3 separate regions of the Homo sapiens genome follow, and all the other regions are linked to region 1. A link is a contact called in ENCODE Hi-C or POLR2A ChIA-PET data. All regions are on one chromosome and are shown on one strand. Each heading gives the region's core, a stretch centred on a gene start or an enhancer-like site at or near the end of the contact. The rest is flanking DNA. Distances are from core to core; before and after follow the strand shown.

What was found. Hi-C counts contacts between places; a loop is a spot of excess contacts on that map. ChIA-PET counts read pairs that join two places held with the same protein, here RNA polymerase II (POLR2A). Pooled maps may share reads with other maps.
Region 2: POLR2A ChIA-PET joins it to region 1 with 26 read pairs in HepG2. The contact joins the enhancer-like site here to the promoter of ZSCAN25 in region 1. POLR2A ChIA-PET finds 5 or more read pairs at or near these places in 7 of 52 experiments (CD4-positive, alpha-beta T cell, CD8-positive, alpha-beta T cell, Caco-2 and 3 more).
Region 3: a pooled map shows a loop between it and region 1 (2.7-fold over the local background). The contact joins the promoter of CYP3A7 here to the promoter of ZSCAN25 in region 1. A Hi-C loop is called at or near these places in 1 of 168 maps with a recorded cell type or tissue (mammary epithelial cell) and 2 of 50 pooled maps. POLR2A ChIA-PET finds 5 or more read pairs at or near these places in 2 of 52 experiments (MCF 10A and activated naive CD4-positive, alpha-beta T cell).

Annotation. Positions count from the first base shown.
Region 1 is chr7:99,615,115-99,618,935 of GRCh38, forward strand. ZSCAN25 (zinc finger and SCAN domain containing 25) reads left to right here and starts at 1,832. Exons shown (of 8, transcript NM_145115.3): 1 at 1,832-1,902; 2 at 3,411-3,537. RefSeq lists enhancers at 978-1,957, 1,548-1,867.
Region 2 is chr7:99,692,087-99,695,788 of GRCh38, forward strand. It overlaps CYP3A7-CYP3A51P (CYP3A7-CYP3A51P readthrough), which reads right to left. Exons shown (of 15, transcript NM_001256497.3): 14 at 3,660-3,702. It also overlaps a transcript of ZSCAN25 not described here and the pseudogene CYP3A51P. Among named protein-coding and RNA genes, the nearest start is that of CYP3A5, 14 kb to the left of the region's middle. Within about 2 kb of position 1,450, at least 5 of the 41 ENCODE cell types and tissues checked have a DNase peak (open chromatin) inside an H3K27ac peak, as active enhancers do.
Region 3 is chr7:99,732,949-99,736,923 of GRCh38, forward strand. It overlaps CYP3A7 (cytochrome P450 family 3 subfamily A member 7), which reads right to left and starts at 2,248. Exons shown (of 13, transcript NM_000765.5): 1 at 2,075-2,248. The coding sequence starts at 2,145. CYP3A7-CYP3A51P (CYP3A7-CYP3A51P readthrough) reads right to left here and starts at 2,248. Exons shown (of 15, transcript NM_001256497.3): 1 at 2,075-2,248. The coding sequence starts at 2,145. It also overlaps a transcript of ZSCAN25 not described here. RefSeq lists promoters at 2,145-3,975, 2,145-2,387 and enhancers at 2,393-2,423, 3,408-3,975, 3,705-3,716.

The sequences.
Region 1 (3,821 bases), core at 582-3,081:
TAAGAAAGAGATAAACAGCTTAATAGAAACACAAAGAAAAGTCCGTTCACAGAAAAGGGAAGGCAAGAAGTTAATGAAAGTAGGAATAATGACTGACCTCACTTATAATGAAGAACATGCAAATTAAAAAATGAGGTAACATTTACTTCACCTGTCAATTGGCAAAAATTAAAGCTGGATAATGGCAGAGATGATGAGATATGGGAAATGGATGCTGTTAGGTACTGCTGGTGGAAGTGGCACCATCAAAAACAGTGGAAATAGCAGATCACAGAAAGATATCTGAGGGGACTTCAGATCTCAGAATTATCAGGCTCAACTATATTTACTATGTACAAAGAAAAGCTTAAACATATCGGTAAATTCTTTTAAAAGATCGATCTAGAATATTTGGAAAAAATCAAATAGAAATTCTAGAAATGGAAAAAATATATTAATTAAAACAAAAATATGGGTGGCCAAGTGGGGAGGATTGCTCGAGCCCAGGAGTTTAAGACTAGCCTGGGCAACATAGTGAGACCCTGTCCTTACAAAACATTTTTTAAAGATTAGCTGGGTGTGGTGGCTCATGCCTGTAGTCCCAGCTATTTGGGAAGCTGAGGTGGATTGCTTGAACCCAGGAGTTGGAAGCTGTAGTGAGCTATGATAGCACCGCTGTACTCCAGCCTAGGTGACACAGCAAGACCTCGTCTCTTAAAAAACAAAACAAAACAAAACAAAAAAACAACAACTGTGGATTTTGTAGCACATTAGAAACAGCTGAAAAGTGGATTATTAATAAAAAGGTGAAGACATAAACCCAAGTCAAATATGGGCAGACAAGAAAAATATGAAAGTGGGACAGAGACATGGAGGATAAAGTGAGATGGTCTAACACCTATGTTATATTCTAGGAGTTCATTTACTCTATAAGTGTATATTTTTAGCAAATATTGTACCAGACACTTTGCAAAGTGCTGGAGAAGAGTAAGACAAGAGGGTTTCCTGTTTCCTGAGTGGATTCTGGAGTAACACTGGGCCACCCAGTTGAGACAGACTGCCTTCAGGCTGGACGCGGTGGCTTGCGCCTGCAGTCCTAGCACTTTGGGAGGCCAAGGGGGGAAGATCGCTTGAGTCCAGAAGTTGGAGACCAGATTGGGCAACATAGAGAGATCCCCCTCTCTGCAAAAAATTGAAAAAAAGTCCCAGCTACCCAGGAGACTGAGGTGGGAGGATTGCTTGAACTCAGGGCTTCGAGGTTGCAGTGAGCTATGATCTCACCACTGCACTCCATCCTGGGAGACAGAACAAGACTTCTCTCTCTCTTTCTCAAAAAACACAAACAAACAAACAAACAAAAACCCCCCACAAAAAACAGCTCCGATGCTGGCTCCTCCAGGAAGCCTTCCCTGACTACACATACACACACGCACGCACACTACCCGGGGTCAGGAGCCTCTTAAGTGAGCCGGTTAGATCCAGTGCGCCCCCTATCTCCTCTGCCCCTACGCCTCGCGCAAGGCCCTCGCAGCCGGAATAGTCGCGCATTGACCGACTGGACTCTAAAGCCCCTTGGGGCAGGTGCTGTGTCCAGTAGTGTATCTGGCGATGCACCGAGTCCTTTCCACGGAGGGCAAGCAGGTGAAATGGCACGGAAGTGGAAGGGGCCTAGCCACAGAGCGCCTCGAGCTGGGCAGTCAATCCTGGGGAAGCCCTGGTGGTCTTCGCCTCGCCGGGTTCGGAACAGCAGGCTGGGATCAGCAACCATCGAGACGCATCCGCCGAGACCTCCGAGCATCCTAGAGAGGACACGGAAGCGAGTCTTTCCTTACGCACCTGTCTAACAGCGTCCGCAGCTCACTTCCGGACCGCGGATAGCACTGGCGACCCTAGCGGGTGAGAGGCCCTTCAGGGCCGCGGCGGGTGAGAGCCTCTTCAGGGCCGCAGCGGGTGGCGGGCGAAGTGGTAAACGGGCGCGGGGACGGGTTTTGGTGCCGCTACGGGGCTCGGCGGCAGCGGGGTTGCAGTAGAGCCCGTCTCCCTCCGCTCAGCCCCGGCTGAGGGCGGCAAGTCTCTCAGGAGCTGCCTTCAGCGGCCCCGAGGCCCTGCGGGTCTGGACGCTGAGGGGCCGCCGCGCTGTAGGCTCAGGTAGGAGCGAGGCTGATCCCGCTCTGCCAGGCTTGGCTTAGTGCAGGGCTGGCCACGAACCCGAAGAGATCTTGAACCAAAGCAGAACTCTGTGCAAAGTGAAAGTAATCACATAGGACACTTATTTAAAGAATAGTGATGAGCCAGCCTGGTCAACATAGCGAGACCCTGTCTCTACAAAAATTGAAAAGTAGCCGGGCGTGGTGGCACGCGCCTGAGGTCCCAGCTACTCGGGAGGCTGAGGCAGGAGGATCGCCTGAGCCCAGGAGTTCAAGGTTGCACTGACTTACATTCATGCCGCTGCACTCCAGCCTGGGCAACATGGGGAGACCCTGTCTCTACAAAAATAAATAATTAGCTGGTCATGGTGGCACTCGCCAGTAGTCCCAGCTACTCGGGAGGCTGAGGTGGGAGGATCGCTTGATCCTAGGAGGCAAAGGCTGCAGTGATCGCACCACTGGTCTCCAGCTGGGGTGATAAAACCCTGAGATCCTGTCTCAGAAACAAAACAAAAGAGTCACAATGGGTGGGGGGAGATAAAGAATAGCAATGGGGCAATTTCTATTTGTCAAATGGCAGAGATAAAAGATGAATGAGGATCTTTCTTGCCTCCAGGGAATCTGTTAGAGGGAGACACATGGGTAAACATTTGCACTGTAGTGCATTAAATGCACTAGTGGAGTGAACCAATGCAATAGCTAGAAAGGAATGAAAGAGAAATCTCAATGTTGCAGAGTCAATGAATAGACTGAAAATATAAACTTGGTTTAAGTGGGGGTAGATAAATACACAAACTCACAATAGAATATTTAGCAGAAGCTTTGGGGTGTGCCTCCTGCCAGCTGCCCATTCTCTGCTCCAGTCAGGTGATCTTTCCGTTTTCTGACAAGCAGGATCTCCTTCCCCTGGTGCTTTGGACTTCCAAGTCTGTCTTCCCAGTCTAGGTCTTCCGCATAATCCACTTGGAGGTAAATAGGACTCATTCTCCAGTCTACTTCAAGCCTCTTCTTTTCCTTGAGTACTTGGACTTAGATTAGTTTTCTCTCTTTTTGACTTCACATTTTTTTTTCAATCTGTACCATGTATTTTGGGAGGCAGTTATCATCTAGTCTCTTTTTTTTCTTCTGAGAAGTAGGAGGAGTAGCACTCATCCTACAGAAGTGTTTTAAGTATTAGATGAAATATGTGTTCACATGCTTTCTAAAGAGTAAAGCCTGTACAAGTTAGAAATCTTTAGGTCATTTGTCATAATGGTATATATGTTGCTCCATTGTCTTTTTCAGGTTGAGCGCACCATCACATCTAAGCCATCAGCAAGTTTGTTGGTTTTAATCTCCAAAATACGTCTTGATTTTGTCTGACTCTTTGCCACCACCCTGATCTAAGCCCTTATCATCTGCTTGAATCACTGTAAGTGCCATTTCCCTCTTGCCACCTCTAGCCTATTCCCTGTCAACACACAGGCAGAATGACTTTTATAAAACATGTAGTTCCTCGCTAAAGTAAGAAATAAGAATAAAGTTCATAATTCTTTCTGTGGCGCAGGCTCTGGGTGATCTGGTTTCTGTCTGCCTCTGCCACCTCTTCTGGTGCAGCTCTGCTCGTCACTGCTGAAGCCACACTGGGATATGGCTTGTTCTTGGACACCCAGAGTAATTTCTTAGCCTCAGGGCTTTTGCCTGGAATGCTCTTAG
Region 2 (3,702 bases), core at 200-2,699, 77 kb after region 1:
CTGGTGGTGACAAAATCTCTCAGCATTTGCTTGTCTGTAAAGTATTTTATTTCTCCTTCACTTATGAAGCTTAGTTTGGCTGGATAAGAAATTTTGGGTTGAAAATTCTTTTCCCTAAGTATGTTGAATATTGACCCCCAATCTCTTCTGTTTTGTAGGGTTTCTGCTGAGAGATCTGCTGTTAGTCTGGTGGACTTCCCTTTGTGGGGAAGCCGACCTTTCTCTCTGGCTGCCCTTAACATTTTTTCCTTCATTTCAACCTTGGTGAATCTGATAATTATGTGTCTTGGGGTTGCTCTTTTTGAGGAGTATCTTTGTGGTGTTCTCTGTATTTCCTGAATTTGAATGTTGGCCTGCTTTGCTAGTTTGGGGAAGTTCTCTTGGATAATATCCTGAAGAGTGTTTTCTGACTTGGTTCCATTCTCCCTGTCCCTTTCTGATACACCTGTCAAATGTAGATTTGGTCTTTTCACATAGTCCCATATTTCTTGGAGGCTTTGTTCATTTCTTTTCACTTTTTTTTCTCTAATCTTGTCTTCTTGCTTTATTTCATTAGTTTGATCTTTGATCACTGATATCCTTTCTTACAGTTGATCGAATCGGCTATTGAAGCTTGTGCATGCATCACGAAGTTCTTGTACCATGGTTTTGAGCTGTCAGGTCATTTAAGGTCTTCTTGACACTGTTTATTTTAGTTAGCCATTCATGTAACCTTTTTCCAAGGTTGTTAGCTATCTTGTGATGGGTTAGAACATGCTCCTTTAGCTCGGATAAGTTTGCTAATACCGACCTTCTGAAGACTACTTCTGTCAACTCATCAAACTCATTCTCTGTCCAGTTTTGTTCCCTTGCTGGTGAGGAGCTGTGATCTTTCGGAGGAGAAGAGATGCTCTGTTTTTTGGAATTTTCAGCTGTTTTGCTCTGGTTTCTTCCCATCTTTATGGTTTTATCTATCTTTGGTCTCTGATGTTGGTGACCTACAAATGGGGTTTTGGTGTGGATGTCCTTTTTGTTGATGTTGATGCTATTTCTGTCTGTTAGTTTTTCTTCTAACAGTCAGACTCCTCAGCTGCAGGTCTTTTGGAGTTTGCTGGAGGTCCTCTTCAGACCCTGTTTGCCTGGGTATTACCTGCAGAGGCTGCAGAACAGCAAATATTTCTGCCTCATCCTTCCTCTGGAAGCTTCATCCCAGAGGGGCACCCGCATGTTTGAAGTGTCTGTCGGCCTCTACTGGAAAGTGGTTCCCAGTCAGGCTACAGGGGGGTCAGGAACACATTTGAGGAGGCAGTCTATCCGTTCTCAGAGCTCGAATACCGTGCTGAGAGAACCACTGCTCTCTTCAGAGCTGTCAGACAGGGACGTTTAAGTCTGCAGAGGCTGTCTGTCTCCTGTGTTTTGTTCTACTCTGCCCTGCCCCCAGAAGTGGAATCTACAGAGGCAGTAGGCCTTGCTGAGCTGCGGTGGGCTCCACCCACTTCGTGCTTCCAGGCCTCTTTGTTTACACAGTAAGCTACTCAAGCCTCAGCAATGGCTGATACCCCTCCTCTATCAAGCTGCAGCATATCAGGTGGATCTCAGACTGCTGCACTAGCAGTGAGCAAGTCTCCGTGGGTGTGGCACCTGCCGATCGAGGCACGGGAGGGTATCTCCTGGTCTGCCTGTTGCTAAGACTCAGTTGGAAATGCAGAAGTCACCTATCTTCTGCCTCAATCTTGCTGGGAGCTGCAGACTAGAGCTGTTCCTATTCGGCCATCTTGGAAATGCTTCCCTTGATTAATATTTCAAATATACTTAACCCTGCGTCTAATTGGGGCTGAAAACAGTTGAATCCAATGAAATCAGACTTGCTGGCAGTTAGAGGAATCTTATTTGGAGACATCATAAGGGAAAGGAGAGAAAACAGAGGAGGTATTTGAAATGGGAAATTTAAAATCACTCTTGAATTTTCTCAAAGTGCTGTAGATACTGAATGACTTATCATTGTGTGTAAACTAGGTAACTCCTTGTCTTTCTGATGCCTTTTTGCTTTTTCATGTATTGTCTCTAAAATCTCATAAATCCTTGAATGATCACCTCCAGGGGCACATGGGGAAACTGAGGCTGAGGGAAAGAGAGTGAGTGTCAGAAGGGAATGCACAGTCTTTTATCTCTGTTCATCATCCTTTTCATTTATTTCATCAGCTCGCTCTAGAATTCTAGCAGAATTAGGAAGTTACAGACATCAGGGACCTCTTTTAGTCTAGCAGATTTAGATAAGTCTGAGGCATGTTGTTGAGTGAGAAAAGGAGTGAGTGACAGAATGACAAAGTGGACTCACTTTCCAGTTTTCCAGCTTAACATGGAAGTTCTGAGAAAATGTCCCCTCTACACATTGGACACAGCAAATTACAACACTTGCTCAGCGTTTTCACTGAAACTGAAAAACAAACTTTCCTGTTTTCTACATTTCAGGGTTGATGTTTTACCTGTGCAAACAAAGATCCCAGGAATGTTTATCTTGGGGGGTACATCTACTAAAGAACTGACCTAGAAAAGGTGGCGGGGAAATTATTGCTTTTGCAAAGGGAAAAATATGAAATTCCTGGGCAGTAATTAGACAACAAAACCCTCACTTGGAAGAATTGGAATCAGGGAAACAAGCCTCAGGTATGCGGGAAAGATGATCTAAGCCACAGAGCTGACTACTGCTGCTGCTGGCCCTGTGGAGATAAGCTCATAATTTTCCATCCAGAGGCCAGGCCCTAGACAGAGCATCAGACCAGGTTAGGCACAAAGGCTCGACCAAAGTTCACAGTCCATGTGGCACATATGACATTTTATTCAGCAAAATTAAATATTTAATAATTTCATCAAATTATCACCTTTCTAGTGATTTTGCATATGATTCTGCCTTTGTTTAAAAAAAAAACCACAAATTCATTTTATGCTTAAATATCTGAGTTTGATAGATAACCACTATCTCATCTCAGTTATATCCACTCCCTGCTCAGACTCACCCATAAGGTGCAGCCTTTGAAATAAAAGAAGTAAAGCAGAACACCTTTGCTCTGACTCCCAAAGCTGCAAAAGATGTCATGGGGAGTAAGAGCTGGGGTAGAGCCATGGAAATACCTTCAGGGGATTTAGCATTTTTTGGAGAGGATTCAAGCAAGTGCGAATGACCCAATGGTAAATACTTGAGCTCCCTAATAAAGTGAGTTTCAAAGCTGTCCAGGAGGTAGGGGAAAAAGGCTACTCCTGAGCTCTTGCTATAGAGAGGAAAGTTTGACTCTCATGTACACAGATAGCAAGCCACAAATGGGGGCTCCTTTTCCTACTCTTAATACTAACTAAATATGACTGTACCTTCCTGGGAACCTACATGGGGCAAAAGAAAAATGTTCTTTATGGTGCTCACAAAGTCTGCACATCAAGTTCTGAACATCAGGTTGCCGATATACCTGAGATTTGGACTGTTCAACTGAGGCAAACCTGAGGTTCCTGAGAGTTAGCAAGAGAGTCCCGGGGTAAACCTTGCCATGCTCTGGATGATGCCTATACACTGTTTCTGAAAGTGTAAAACCTCAGACCTTCCTCCTGAGGAGAAGCAGTTTTACTGATGGAACTAAGCTGCTCTCTCCAATCATAAGAAGCCAAAGAGTGAGCTCAAAAACACTCACCTGATGGTAGGACAAAGTAGTTCCCAAAAAAAGCAGAGGTGTG
Region 3 (3,975 bases), core at 998-3,497, 120 kb after region 1:
GGCAGTATAGGTTCCAAACATTCTGTACAAATCCAGTGACTCTGATAATATGTGGTAAAATACAACTAAGAAACAGCATGGAGGCTCGTGTTTGGAGAACCCAGCAGAGACAGCATAGCCAGGCCCAATAGTGCATTTGGATCCTTGCCCCAGAATAGTTAGTGGAAGTGTGTGCACCATCTACCACAACCAGGGTGGCCTTGGGTTTTCCCACTCCTGTTCCTTCCTTTGTTGTCACAGCCATGGAAAATCAATGGCACTAATCTCTGCTTCTAAACTTTCTACATGTTACATGATCTCTCAGGCCAGGACAAACTATTGAGTTAATGTGTGAGCAGCATTGGCCCCCGAGGAAAGATCTAGGTGAGTGTCTAGATTCACATGATTCCACGTCAAGGCAGAGGCTGTGCTTGGCAAACTGTTTAGTTTCTTTCCAGCTCCCCTCTGTTTGGTAGAGTAATGCTGCTTTTTGTTACAATGAAGAGGCTAACAGAAAAATCCATCATCTATTGCATGTAATTGTATAGGCCTAAGAAGGGCATGGTCTACACTATAGCTTCTGAATCCTGGGCTGTACCGGCATCGTCTAAGGCTAAGGTATTGTCTGCCTGACTGCCAGAATCTGTAGTGACAGCCCCACAACATGGCCAGCCACACACAGAGTGACACTGATGGTGCCCTTGTGTCCAGGCTTCAAGCAGATGAGATGCCAACATGTTTGTCCTTCAAGTGACCTCCACTAGGGGGCCAGGACCCATGAATATCTATTTGGAGTTCTACCCTGAGGGGTAAGGAATATTTTCTCACTTCATCTTGATCCTACCTGGATGCTTTTGCTATCATCACTGGCTCACAGTCTTGCTTACTTTCTAGCCCTGAGAGTTTAGGATAACCTGCTAAGCAGGTGTATTTGAAATGGGGGTATTAAAATAAACTCTTGGGAAAGTATTTTTAAAAAGACATATGCAGTCTTGTCCTAGAGATATATATTTGTACATTAGACTCATATTCCTGACATTATTCTGGAAAGGTGAGGTTATCTTATACACATTTATTGTCACAAATACTGAACTAATAGCCCTCTTTTATCACTCAGAAGGAACATGCTGGAAATAGTCTATCTCCAAAAAAATCTGGCTTTAAAAAGGATGAATTTAAGCCACACCAATTCATGTTAAATTGCCAGTAGATGGAAACTATGTTACCACAACTCACTGAATTGCTAACTTTTCTGTGAAAGAATTAAAACGAGGTTTGTATTTTCTGTTTCCATGTGACCATGATTCCTTACTCTTAATAACTGTGAAATTGAGTTAGAAGTAAAATGTGACAGGCGGGAAGCCTCCAGTACACACAGTAGGGAGTGACTCTTCTCTCCACCTGCTCTAGGATGCCAGGATCTCACTGGTGAGAAGATTCACCCTCTTCTCCTGCAACTTAAAGGGAAAAATGTAAAATCCAAATTCTGGTTTGGTAAGCTGGGTACAAACCATTGTCTATTAGATTATCCTCAATCAATGCTGTCCCTAAACCCTTCTTTCCACTAAAGATGAATGGGGGAGATGCTTATTTATTCCTTTATAGATCTGCAAAACATCCATCATAACCTCTATATGTTTGTAGCATCCAACACTTAAGCTACTTCTCCTTGAAAATCTTTTTTTTTCTTTTTTTTCTCTTTTTTTTTTTTTGAGATGGAATCTCACTCTGTTACCCAGGCTGGAGTGCAGTGGCATGATCTCAGTTCACTGCAACCTCCGCCTCCCAGGTTCAAGCAATTCTCCTGCCTCAGCCACCCAAGTAGCTGGGACTACAGTTATGCACTACCATGCCCAGCTAATTTTTGTAATTTTAGTAGAGATGGGGTTTCACCATATTAGCCAGGCTGGTCTTGAACTCCTGACCTCAGGCAGTCCACCTGCTCAGCATCCCAAAGTTCTGGGATGACAGGTGTGAGCCACCACGGCCAGCCTGAACATCCTTTTTGCTATTCAAAACAGATAAGGGAAAGAGAGGCCTGATTAGCACCCCAAGTCCAAGGAAACAGAGAAGAGGAGCCTGAACAGTTACTCACAGATAGAGGAGTATCAGGCTGACAGCCAGGAGAAGCCAGGTTTCCACGGCCAAGTTTGGGATGAGATCCATCACTACTTTCCTTCCTTATCTCTCTCCTCTGAGTCTTTTTTTCAGCAGCGTGCTGCTGTTTGCTGGGCTGTGTGTGTGGAGCTTTCCTGCCCTGCACAGCAGTGATTCAGTGAGGCTGTTGGATTGTTTATATGCTGGAGAAGGAGGCAGGGCTGGAGCTGCAGCCAGTAGCAGGGCCCCCGTGCTCTGCCTGCAGTCGGAAGAGGCTTCTCCACCTCGGCAGTTGGCAAATAATCACACACACACCACTCACTGACCTCCATTGAGTTAATATTCTATGTAGAATCATACACAACTCAATCAATGTTACTGGGGAGTCCAAGGGTTCTGGGTTCTTATCACAAACTCAAGTGGAGCCATTGGCATAAAATCTATTAACTCTCCTCTTGTCTCTATGGCTGTCCTCATTCCAGAATACTTGAAACTCATCCCAACAAGCCATGCCTACAGATCTTTACCTATGCCTGGAGTGTGCCTGTGCCCCCTAGAAGACTCCTACACATCCTTTCATACCCAGCCAGACAGAGCCTTCTCTTAGAGTCTTTCCTCACCAACCCCCTCACACAGAAGTAACCATTTCCTCCCCTGGGCACTTTCCATCCCCTTCATGCAGTTCTATTGTCTTCTTTCCTCTTTACCACCATTGTGTGTTTCCAGGCCTGTTTCCCTTAGCAGAGGTGAGCTCCTCAAGGGCATAGTCTGGTCTTACTCACTCTCATGGCTCTGGTCCCTATCAGGGTGCTGTACACACAGTGGGGACCAGAAAGGCTGGTGGAGTTGACTTGGCTGAGATTGCTGGGCCCCTGTGTGTCACTTCCTCTGACTTTCTGGTGACCACTCCATCTTCTTAGGTCATTAATACAGCCAGAGCTCTTGGCTGTGCCTCAGCTGCTGTCTCTGCACTTTCAGATTTGTCCTCTGTGATTCTGTTGGCAAGAGGACCCCTAAAAAAGAGACATGGCATGGATGAGATGGAGCTGATGGCTTAGTGGAATAGCATCAATTTGTGCTTCTTCCTCTGTAGCTTTCAAAAGTCCTGCCGTAGATAGAAAGTTAGACAGGTTCTTTGCCAAAGAGTGGCCCCTTCTCTCTGGAAATACTGCATGTCTGGAAACAGTAGGGGAGAAAGAAGAGAAGAGAACAGCTGCCCAGATGGCCAGGTTGACCCAAACCACCTCAGCCAGCAACAATGGGGCAGTGGTCACTGCAGGTCACACAGCATCAAGGACTCCAATGAGGTGGTCCCAGCCTCTTGAGGGTGGAATTGGAATTCAAAGCAAATGGCTTCCTTTTTGACAAGTGGAGGATTTTCTAATGGGAGGAGAGCAGGTGCCAGGAGCTGGTAGAGATGAGGCCTGTAATAACAGTTGCTGCCACCTGTGAGCCCTGTGACCCATTCCTGATGGGAGAGATCTCAGTGATGAGGGTGTGAAAATTATATCAGCTCATTATCATCACTCACACCCAAGTTCTGTGTCTGCTTGGCCTGAGAAATGGATTCCATGACAAACAAAATCTCAGAGTTGTTAAAACTCAGTAGAAACAGATGATGTTTAAGCTGTGCTTGTTCACTTCCTTCTCTCTTTATTCTTTCTCAGGTTCAGCACTCCTGCAGAAACTGATACTCACCCCAGAAAGACACCTTTTCCCATCCCTCTGGCCCCTAAGCCTCCAGGGCTGCTCGGCACCTGGCCTCAGCAGGTGAACATCATGCCAGATTCCTTGTCAGATTCAAGGCCAAGTGGGTGAATGTCATGTGCAGTGTTGTGCCAGGTATGTGCCGGGAGCCACATGTTCCTTGGGGACAGCCTAGTGAAGCAGGAGACAAAT